Regions from separate parts of the Homo sapiens genome. Here region 2 is linked to region 1. The links are chromatin contacts, found by Hi-C in ENCODE. All regions are on one chromosome and are shown on one strand. The core of a region is the stretch at or near the end of the contact, and the rest is flanking DNA. Distances in the headings are between cores, read along the strand shown.

Region 1 (5,739 bases), core at 1,277-3,776:
CATTGGACAAATTATTTACTCTTAGAGACCTCTTTCCTTATTTGCTACCTACCTATTATGACCAACAAATAAAAGAATATAAATAATTTGTTAAAAGTGCTTAGCATGATAAGGCCCCAATCCTCCAGTAAGTGATTCACTCTCACTTACCAGCAAATTTTCACTCTTGACAGTTCTTTCTTTGGGGGGTTGGGGAGGGATGGGGAGGAACAGAGTCTCACTCTGTTGCCTGGGCTGGAGTGCAGTGGCAAGATATCTTGGCTTACTGCAACCTCCACCTCCCGGGTTCAAGCGATTCTCGTGCCTTAGCCTCTCAGACAGTTCTTTCTTAATACTTTTTTTTTTTGACTATTTATAAACAAACTTCAGTGACTAGACAGGATTTACAGTTTAACAAATTAGGGGGTAATTTCATTCTAACACATTCAGAACTACTTTATAAACATATATGCAGAATAACAACTCAGAATAACAATTTAGAACTGCCAAATAATGTATTCGGTGCTGCACACTGCCGTAACAGTGCCTTAACAATTTTACATACCTTGTATACCATATAAAACTGAAACAGAACTTCATAAAAAGTGAAATCTATCCACAACGTGTATGACTAACTACAACATTAGATACAAAAAGGGTCCCTGTCATTTTATTAGGGGATATAGAATCTTTTGAATCAATGCTTCCCCTTTTTTACCATCTTTGCAGTTCAGAGTTCCAATTACTGCTAAACAAAATTAACAGAAAGCAAACTCCAAGAGACTTTCAGTAAAGAAAGGCTGAACACCCCAAAATCATTCAGCATATTTACAATATGTAAATTATCACAAAGCAAAACCTTTATACAAACCATGAAATACAGCCCAATAGAGTAAAAAGCCCTAGGATAGAAAGTAGTGAAAGACTCATTAACAGTAGCGTTGACACATGGCTTCAATTGCAACTGTAACAATTGCATGACTGATCTGTTTGTCAACTGTGGCACGTGTTCCCAGTCAGGGGTTCTGCTAATTGAAAGTTAGAATCATAAGACATTTAAAGATTGTGCAGGAACAGCATTATTCGTACTTGGTACTAGAAAGCAGTAAACCGATTCTGACTTGGTTAAATTTAAAAATCTCTTTCAGTTGTAATACACAAGAACTTCACTGTTAGGCCGTACGCGGTGGCTCACGCCTGTAATCCCAGCACTTTGGGAGGCCGAGGCGGGAGGATCGATTGGGCCCAGGAGTTCGACGTCGGTGAGCCATGATCGTGTCACTGCACTCCAGACTGGGCGACAGAGCGAAACCATACCTCATTCGTTCATTCATTCATTCATAATTAATAAAATAAGTACAACGCACTTCTACATAATCTAAGCGTATGGAAATCCACGGTATAAACCGGTCCATCCTCCACATGGAAATTAACTTCGGCTATATTATCTCCTCCACCTAAGAGCCAGTGCCTGAAAGCCCCCCCGAATACGCTGATGTAGCTTTTTACTGTATCACTTAGGTGAAAAGATTCTTTCCTTAAATATGAAAAGAAAAACTATGTAGTAATGACACAAAAAGAATATGTTAACTGTAAAGTCAAGATTATGAAATGTTCCCGTGGCTCAGTTTTTTTAGGAGCAATCTGGAGCTGCGAATTTTCCCGTCGCCGCCAGCTGGACCGACAGACAAGGCTGGAAAGGGTTATCAACATACCTGGAGGAAGCTGCAAATTAGCAGGAAACTGGATTGTCGTGGTGTTGGGGGCTTTCACGGCGACTATCTGAGGAGCAGGCAGCCTAGGGCCGCTGCTGACTTTAGGAGGGGCGCTGACCGGAGCCACTTTGGTCACCAGGGTCCCCACGGGGGACCGCAGGGGCTGGGACGCCGTGGGCTCCACGCAGACGCTGACAGGAGCCTTAGTCACGGCGCCCAGGGCCACCGGAGTGCTCTCCACCCGCACCGGCAGCGCCCCGGCCGGGGCCATGGTCACGGTCCCCGAGGCGCTCACAGCAGCCGGGGGAGCGGCGCCGGCGGGTTCGGTGAGGCCGGCGGGCATCCCCCAGGGGCTCAGCGGCAGCTTTGGCGCTGCGGTTCCGGGAGCAGAGGTGAGGGGAGGCTTGGCGCGCGGCAGCCGACTCCGGTGCGGTTCGGGTTCCACAGCATCGCTGGGGAGAGGCGCGGGGGCCGCAGCAGCGAAGTCAGTGACGGGCGCCCGCTGCACGGCAGGACACGCGCGTCCCGGACCTTCCTCTCGTCCGCGCGAGCCTGGGCTGCCCCCGGAGCGACACCCGCCCGACCTCTCGCAGCTTCCTCAGCGGCGCTCACACGTGCGCTGCCTCAGCCCTGCGCCTCAGGCTCGGGTCCCGCTGCGGGGGAGCCTGGACTTGCGGCTCCCGGAAGGTCGTCGCTCACACCTCGAGCCTAACTGCGCAGCTGCTCCCCCGCCAGAAATTTCAAAACTACGAACCCCGAGTGCCCACAGCCCCCTACGCGCGATTGGCACGGCCCCGCCGCGCGGCCACGCCAGCCATGTTTATATAGCCACGCGGAGACCTCGCGCACGCGCCCAGGCCGCCGCCACCGCCCCGGGTTTCCCCGGGATCCGGCCGCGTGATTGGCCAAGGAGCGGAGCCGCGCCCGTGACGTCACTGGGGACGGCTCCAGGGAGCGTTAAAATCTTCCCCAGAATCGCCAGCAAGGAGGGGCGATGCCAGAAACCTATCACGTGGGAGGGGCAAGCTGCACTTGGAAAACTGCGGCATCCGTGTTCCTCTCCTTGTGTCCCCTGTAGTGTGTTCCTCGAAAAGCCAGCACTAGACTATCTCCAGGATTCTATTTTTTAAGGAGAAAATGGGGAGGACTGATTTCCGAGAAGAGTGACTCAATAAGAATTCAATCACGCATTTTCAGTGTTTTTCTCTGCTGTCTTCACACTGAAGCGTTGCTAAAATTCGCAGTTAGAATTGACATTGTAAAAATTAAAATGGCGTATAGTTTTATAGTCTGTGAGATGTGCCTATTTTCATATTTTAGAGTTAAACTGCCTAAAATCTTAAATGGAAAATCGTTTCTTCTTTGGTGCTGCTATAGGTGTCTCTATCACCTCTAAACATTAAAATTGTATGTCTGTCTTCTGAAAAACTTAATGCCTTTTGATATCTATATAATTAGATTCTAGCACTTAGATATTAAGCGTGATCCTAGATATTATCTGGATAAATAAAAGGTGTTGAGTGAATCGATATGAAAAAACTTGCCTGTTTGTAATGCAGTCAGAGAAGATGCCTTAATTTCAAGCTAAAGTCATTATATTGTATGTTTGTAGGAACCAACACTGCACTGAAAGGCGATTTTACAAGTAGGCAGATGCTATGATCTGAATGTTGTGGTGTTTTGTTTTGTTTTGTTTTGTTTTGTTTTGTTTTGGAAACAGGATCTAACTCTGTCACCCAGGCTGGAGTGCAGTGGCACCATTGGCTCATTGCAGCCTCCACCTCCTGGGCTCAAGTGATCATCCTACCCTCCTACCTCAGATTCCCGAGTAGCTGGAACCACAGGGGAGCGGCACTATGCCTAGCAAAAACGGGATCTCGTTATATTGTCCAGGCTGGTCTCCAATTCCTGAGCTCCCGCCTGGGCCTCCCAAAGTGCTAGGATTATACCCCCAACTGAGTGTTAAAATGCTAAAGCTGGAGTTGATAATATTAGAAGGTTGGGCCTTTGAAAGGTGATTAGATCATAAGGGTGGAGCCCTCATGAATGGGATTCCATTCAGGACAAATCATGTTAAAGTGATGAATATGTTAACTTGATTTAATTATTTCACGACACATACAAATGTAACATGATACCTCATAAATACATACAATTATTATTTGTTAGTTAAATACATTAAATAAATAATTTTTTTAAAAAAAGAAACCTCAGAAAGATCCCTCACCCCTTCCAGCAAGTGAGGTTATGGTAAAAAGACTGCTGTCTAGAAAGTAGACTCTCATCAGATACCACATCTGCCTTGATCTTGAACTTCCCAACCTCTGGAATTATGGGACATGAATTTCTCTTTTTATAAGCTACCCAGTTTATGATATTTCATTATAGAAGCCCGAGTGGACTAAAATAGCAGGCAACCTGATGGTTACAGCTCCTGCTTTTCCCCCTCTCTGTAAACGTGTGCCGGCACGTTTAGATAAGATCTACTCACAAGATCTAGTAAAGTCCACACACTTACTACCTTTACTGTCTCTCACTTCTTGACCAGTCTAAATCCATCTCATGACCTAAACCAATCACCCTCCCTTTCTATGGTGAATTCCCTGATCACTTACCTTCTAGCAAATGCCTCAAAGTGGAGTTGGGGAGAGAAAAACTCAATTTATTGAGCACCTCCTGTGTGCTGGTCACCAAGAGATGCATTTCCTTTTTCTAACTGCTTCATTTTACAAACTTAAAAACTGCAGTTAAAAGAGTAATGTTTCCAAGAAGCTGGAATTCAAACTCATCAGTATGATGCCAAAGTACATCTCTTTCCATTACTCCAAAACGTCTGATTAATCATGTATCCCACAGTGCCCTTGGCAAAATGCCTTGAGCATAAAAGGCATTTAATAAATACTTGCTAAGGTAATGAATTGAATGAAGCTATGCAACATTTTCAGTGAAGCAAAATGGTGTAGTGTATTTGAATCTTAGATATGTTCTTCACTAACTGGCCAAATTATCCCCGATTTTTTTCCCTCCATATAGTATGTTTCAATAGATACTTGGGTACGGAAGCATCAAAGTTTGTTTATAGAACTCTCCCTTTCTAAATTTCCACTAGACCCCCACCATCAATTCACACACTTTGTTTAGATAGGCAATTAACCTCCACCATCAAATTACAAAGAGACTTGGTTGGGGAACTATATTTTTTCATAAAGTTAACCTCATGCATTTCCCTCTCTCTCTCTCTCTCTGGTGTATGTGTGTGTGTGTGTGTGTGTGTGTGTGTGTGTGTGTTTCGGCAGGGCAGGGCTGGGTGGGGGTGAGGTCGTGCAAGGGAGAACAGGGTATCCCTGTCTCTGTCACCCAGAGTAGTTCAGTGAGGCCATCATGGCTCACTTGCAGCTTCAACCTCCTGGGCTCAAGAAATCCTTTCACCTTAGCCTCCCAAGTAGCTGGGGACCACAGGCTGTACCACCATGCCTGGCTAATTTTGTTTGTTTGCTTGTTTGTTTGTTTTGCAAAGACAACGGTCTAACTGTTAGGTTGGTGCAAAAGTAATTTCGGCAATATGTTGCCAAGGCTGATTTCAAACTCTTGGACTCAAGTGATCCTCCTGTCTCAGACTCCCAAAGTGCTGGGATTACAGGCGTGAGCCACCCATTTTTCTTATAATTGTTTATAATATGCAAATGCCTGATGTGGTGGTTCCTGCCTATAATCCTAGCACTTTGAGAGGCCTCAAGCAGGAGGATTGCTTGAGGCCAGGAGTTTGAGACCAGCCTGACCAACATGGCGAAACCCCCTCTCTATTAAAAATACAAAAATTAGCTGGGCTTGGTGGTACACACCTGTAATCCCATCTAATTGGGAGGCTGAGGTAGGAGAATCGCTTGAACCTGAAAGACAGAGGTTGCAGTGAGCTGAGATCGTCCCACTGCACTCCAGCCTAGGTGACAGAGCAAGACTCCATCTCAAAAGAAAAAAACAATTATTAACCAATAAACAGATACTCATAAAAAATTAGATTACACACAAAACTATTAATGGAAGA
Region 2 (5,739 bases), core at 1,807-4,306, 5.9 Mb before region 1:
AAATGTCCCACAAGGGAAGCGGACTAGAGCAATCTACACGGAATTTTGGGGAGTGCTAAAAACTACAATGAGGCCCATTAGGTCAATGACCCAAAGGATAATTAGAATGATTCTATCCAAAAAAGACCTGCTTTATATATATATATATAGTTAGCAGCTATTACAACTTCCTCTCACCTTGCTCTCCTCCCTCCCTTTTATCTACCCAATGCCAACACAGCACTTAAATTTTTTTTAAATATTGGAAAGGGACCAAGTTATGCTAGATTAAAGGTGGAAGATCTATATTGTGCCCTAGACACCTCCAAACGTTTTTTTTTTCATGTCAGATGGGTAATGTGCTGACCCTGTAACAAGGTTTGAGGATGGCATATCTCACACATGCCTGTGAACACTCAATCATCACACTATGAACCGCAAAAGGATCCCTCAAAACATTTCCCTAAGAATCTGCATTTGTTGCACAAAATAACAAGATGTCATTCATCTCCCTTAAAGAGCAAAAGCGTAACTGGCATAATTTCTATCATGAAAATCCACACACTCTTGGCTCACACAACCAGCACAAAATAGAAATAAAGTAGACAGTGCAGTTAAGATTGGGGAAAAAATGAGAAGAGTTGGTATCAAGAAAACAGCCACAGTAAGGGCATTTGCAATTAAGAACCAAAAATTCAATCCATCCTTTACAAAATTATAGAACCTCACCTCAAAAAAAAAAGAAAAAAAAGTCGAAGGAGAATGAAATACATTTAGAAGGTTGGTCAATTCTTTTCAGTTGTTTGCAAACACACGTAACTTTCAAGCCTGAGTGTGTTTTTTAAAAATAAAGATTTCCGGGCGGGGCGCGGTGGCTCACGCCTTTAATCCCAGCACTTTGGGAGGCCGAGGCGGGAGGATCACGAGGTCAGGAGATCGAGACCATCCTTGCTAACACGGTGAAACCCCGTCTCTACTAAAAAAAAATACAATAAATAAATAAATAAAGATTTCCAGGCCCCACCTGCCCGAACATTCTTTTGTTAAGTTTGAAATGGAGCCTGGGAATTGGTATGTTTACTTAAAAAGTTCCCCGGGGACTCTGATCATCAGTCAGGTCTGTCAGAAGGGCTATACACCTTCTCAACAAGGGCTCTTTCCAACCCTTACTCACACCCTAGCTGTCCATAAAATTTTATCAAAGTTCTTGTAAATATGCCTGCCAATCAAACGCATGCGTTATCTCACCCAACCCCTTTGTGTTCTCCCCCACCCTGGGTAGCATCTCAATTTCGGCTCATTCCTCATAACAGAAGTCTTCCTTTCTCCTCTCCACCCTTGTATTAATCAAGTAATAAGTAAGCAGAAAGGTAAAACAAAGGGGAACGCTCATTTCAATGCCCGAAAATCCTGTCAGTTTTAAGAGACCAGAGAAGAAAACTCATTCTAGATCCCTCTAACACATAGTGGACTGGAAACGAAACAAAACGCTCTCGAGGGTGTTCTGTGAAGCAGGGTTGAGGGGAAGTTACAGAAGAGCTCTTGGACCGAGGGGACGGACCAAGGTTCTGAAAGAGGAAACTTGAAAGCAGGGCAGGTCGCGGGGCGAGCGGGCCCGCGCGAGCACCGCCGGCCGCTTTTGACACTCGACACCCCAGCCTTCACCCGGGTTGCTAAGAAACAAAAAGGCTCCAAGATCCCTGCAATTCCTCCCGGGCCTGGCGGAGACGACAGGGGCCTCCGGGGCCTGAAGACGCCGCAGGGAACGGCCTGGCCACTGCCCCGGGGGCGCGAAAGCCAGGGAGAGCGGGAGAGCGGGAGAGCGGGAGAGCGGGAGAGCGGGAGCTTGGGCTGAGGGGGCTGGACGCGGGGAGCGGGCCCCGAGGCTGAGGAAAAGGCCGCCCCGGGACTCTGAGGGGCGGGGAACGGGACCTCGCGGGGCAGCGACGCTCGGGCAGGCCGCGGCGGGCTCGGTTCCCGCCAGGCGGCAGCCCGGGGTCCCGGGCCGGAGGCCGGGCCTAAGCGACAACCCGGCTCCGCGAGGGGGAGGGGGCGTCTACTCACACGTGCTGACAGGCCGTGGTCCGCACGGGCGTTTTGAGCACCTCCTGACAGACGGGGCAGTAGAAATCATCTTCGGTGTAGGACGTGGCCGCAGAGAGGTCCTCGGCCATGGCGGGGGATGGGGAAACAAGGCGATGGCGACAGCGGCAGCGGCCGAGGTGACGGTGGCGGCCCGGGGCCCGACTCCCTACATGAACCCGGAGGGGGGAGGGGGATCGCATCAGGATACAGCGCGCGCCAGGAAGGGGGCGGGGCCCTGGGTAGGGCGGGGCCGAACGCAGAGACGCTACTGCCGCACGCGCCGGGCAAGAGGCGACCCCTCCCACGGCTCCTCCCACAGGGGGCTGGATGGGGGACGGTGCTTGGCGGGAGGCTGGGCTCGCAGCATGCCGTGGGCCCGCCCCGCTCGCCCCTCACCCCGCCCCAGGACGCGGCCTCACGCTCTAGGCCACGCCCTCACCGGGCTCCAGGCGCGGGCTCGCGCCCCGCCCTCAGCCCCCGTCTTCGCCCAAGGCCTCCCTTTTCACTGCTTTTCCGCCTCTACTCACCCCGACCCCGAGCCCCGAGTGCCCAGCCCGTGTCCGCGGCTTCCTCCCCGCCCCGCTTCCCGGCACCCCGGCCCCTCCACGCTTCCGCCGGGGAGACTCTCACCTAGGAGCCCCGAAGCGGCGTTGTGGACGGAGCTGCTTTTCCTTCACGTGTTCGTAGAGACCCGGCCCAGCGCTTTCCTCGAGCTTCCTGTCCGGCCGCCGCTATCTTCGCAGCCGAGGCCCCGGGGCAAATGGAGGGCGGCGTGCGCTGTGCTTATCGGCCCCTAACGGGGCCGGAGCCGAGGCTCATGGTGCAGGGAGATTCGCCCGCCGCCGCCAGCAGCTCTGTCTTGGCATTGCGCTGCCTACAGCCTACCCGGCCGTCACCGAACGCGGGAGCGCCGGGGATCTGGGCGGAGGAGCCAGGAGAGGCGGGGAGGCACGGGGTGTGAAGTGCGGCCTGTATAGCAACCGGCGCACGGCGCCTTCCGCGGGTTGTGACGTAAGCAGCTGGGCGCCCGCGGTGACACCTGCGCCTCCCCGCCCCGCCTCGCTAGGCCCGGGACCCCAGTTACCTCTCCTGTCAAATACATTGGGCCTTTCAGGAAGTTTTCGTCAATGTTCAAGATTTAGTCTTTACTATTTGCCCTACCAGAATGTTTTGATCTTGTCAAGATGTGTTATAAACAAATATTTGTTACGGGATTTTAATCCTTTGGGGGCAGGATTAAAGTTTCCTTGAGAGGATGTCCACTTTCTCCTTTAACAGCATGACCGATGCTTAAATACGGTCGCAGATGCAGTCTTCTACTACACCTTTGGGTTGATTTTTGATTTTTTCTTTTTTTTTTTAGCTTTGAAGAGAAATGCCGTAGAAGCATGGACGTGGCTTTTCACCAAGGTTATTCACTAATTTAAGTGTTTTTTTTAATTTTATTTTATTTTATTTTATTTTTTGAGACAGGTACTCACTCTGTCTCCCAGGCCGGAGTGCAATTATCTGTACAATTGATAATCTATAAGATGGTCCAACCTGCGTAACAGAGTGAGATTCCGTCTCAAAAAAAAAAAAAAAAAAGAAAGAAAAAAGGCCGGGCGCGGTGGCTCACACCTGTAATCCCAGCCCTTTGGTAAGCGAAGGCGGTTGGATCACTTGAGGTCAGGAGTTCAAGACCAGCCTGGCCAACGTGATGAAATCCCATCTCTACTAAAAATACAAAAATTAACCGGACATGGTGGTGGGAGCCTGTAATCCCAGGTACTCGGGAGGCTGAGGCACGAGAATCGCTTGTACCCGGGAGGCAGAGGTTGCAGTGAGCCGCGATCGCGCCGCTGCACTCCAGCCCTGGCGACAGAGTGAGACTCTCAAAAAAAAAGAAGAACAAAAAAAGGATAAATCGATAAGATGGGATCCACAATGACGTGAAAGAAGCTAAGGAAAATCTGGAACATTATACAGCATCTACAATTAGCTTCAGAGAAAAGAAAGGTTTTATTACCATCCTTTGTTAAAACCCTCCCCCATGGTCTAAATGAATAAACAGAAGCCATTTAAGGGACTATTTAAATCAATTCTGCCATTTATTGTCTATGTTGACATTGGCATTGTTAGGTGTTATGCAGATGTCATGAACTTTGCTCTCAACCTGTTTACATTATTACATATCTATCAGAATGAGAGAGAAAAAATGGTATTTGCCAAAGTATTAAATTTTGCATTAAACGATGGCTATAATGAGGATAGGAAATGGAATGATTAGAAATATATAGAGTTAACAGAAAACTTTATGGAGGAAATGGGTTTTAATGTACATCTCAAAAGCATTGATTCCTAGAATAATAATAATTTGTCCAATGAATAGCTAATTCCCTCTACCAAACTATATTTTGTATTTTTGTTGCTTTTCCTCCTTAGCAGCAAGCGCAGTGGAAGCAAGACAAGAAAGCTAATACTAGCTTCAGATTTCCTGGAAGGAGGAAGAGCACGTGACGAGAGGGGCAGCTAATAGCAGTAGTTCAGGTGCTTTTCACATTCACTTATAAAATGGTTCTTTGAGTTCAAATTTTTAACAGCCCAGAGAAGAAAACTCACTTTTTTTCTTTTTTCTTTTGAGACAGAATCTCACTCTGTCACCCAGGCTGGGGTGCAGTGGAATGATCTCAGCTCACTTCAACCTGCGCCTTCCAGGTTGAAGCAACTCTCCTGCCTCAGCCTCCCAAGTAGCTGAGATTACAGGCATGCACCACCATGCCAAACTAATTTTTGCATTTTTAGTAGAGACAGGGTTTTGCCATGTTGGCCAGGCTAGTCTCGAACTCCTGGCCTCCAGCGATCCGCCCACCTTGGCCTCCCAAAGTGCTGGAATTACAGGCCTGAGCCACTGTGCCTGGCCTACATTTTACTTTTTTGATAATTCCACTCATTTCATTCATTCTGACCATTTAGGAAGTAAGGTGTATTTTCTGTATAATAGTGTTTCCCATTATTCATTGGGAATATCTAACCATAACATTAATTTTGTGACCCTAATTTTATTTGCTTCATTCTTTCTCTGCAACGGCAGCTTTACTTATGTCTAATCCAAACATATTTGTATCACTCCCCCATATATTCTAATAAGTCATTCGGTATACACGTAAGCATATAGCTGGCAATATGTGGAAATCCAGCAAAAACTTGGACATAAGAAAAATATAGATACCCTTGGAAAGTTAAGCTTAAAAAAATAAGTTGCAATTACCAATGACACAATCTTCTTTCTTGGCAACATTTCTGGTGAAAAGCTACTTGATATTTTTATAAGAATGTCATAGATTTACTCAAAATACATTCAGCTGCGTAAATAAAATGTCCTCAGCCTTTGGTCATTAGAAGGGAAAACCCTAGATGTAGACCGATTTGGTAAACTGTGCTGCAATAATTTAAACAGTTCCTTTAAGTTTGGGTTAAACCAGTCAGTCCCTCTCAGTGGGCTTCCCTCAGAATGGCATTTGGGAGAAGGGAAGGGAGGATGATGGGTAGCTGACATGAACTCAAGGCACTATAGGGGAATCTGGCTCCTGAAATCTGCAAGTTCTCTTTTGCATTTTTGCCGGATTTTCTTTAGCCAGACTAATTTTCTCTGCTCCTTGAGATGTAATGTGTCCTGGGTGTTCTCTTGCTGAA

Evidence for each region. A loop is a pair of places that touch in the nucleus more often than their neighbours do. Pooled maps may share reads with other maps.
Region 2: a loop to region 1 is called in a map of naive thymus-derived CD4-positive, alpha-beta T cell, with 10 times the contacts of the local background. The contact joins the promoter of RNF138 here to the promoter of TAF4B in region 1. A Hi-C loop is called at or near these places in 1 of 168 maps with a recorded cell type or tissue (naive thymus-derived CD4-positive, alpha-beta T cell) and 9 of 50 pooled maps.

The regions. Positions count from the first base shown.
Region 1 is chr18:26,223,232-26,228,970 of GRCh38, reverse strand. TAF4B (TATA-box binding protein associated factor 4b) reads right to left here and starts at 2,526. Exons shown (of 15, transcript NM_005640.3): 1 at 1,695-2,526. The coding sequence starts at 2,037. RefSeq lists a silencer at 1,887-2,046 and enhancers at 2,697-2,796, 2,827-2,896.
Region 2 is chr18:32,089,191-32,094,929 of GRCh38, reverse strand. RNF138 (ring finger protein 138) reads right to left here and starts at 3,056. Exons shown (of 8, transcript NM_016271.5): 1 at 2,695-3,056; 2 at 2,044-2,230. The coding sequence starts at 2,153. It overlaps LOC124904278 (a long non-coding RNA gene), which reads left to right and starts at 2,985. Exons shown (of 2, transcript XR_007066327.1): 1 at 2,985-3,075; 2 at 3,428-3,655. LOC124904366 (small nucleolar RNA U13) reads right to left here and starts at 426; the gene lies at 324-426. It also overlaps a transcript of RNF125 not described here. RefSeq lists a silencer at 2,218-2,637 and an enhancer at 3,308-3,357.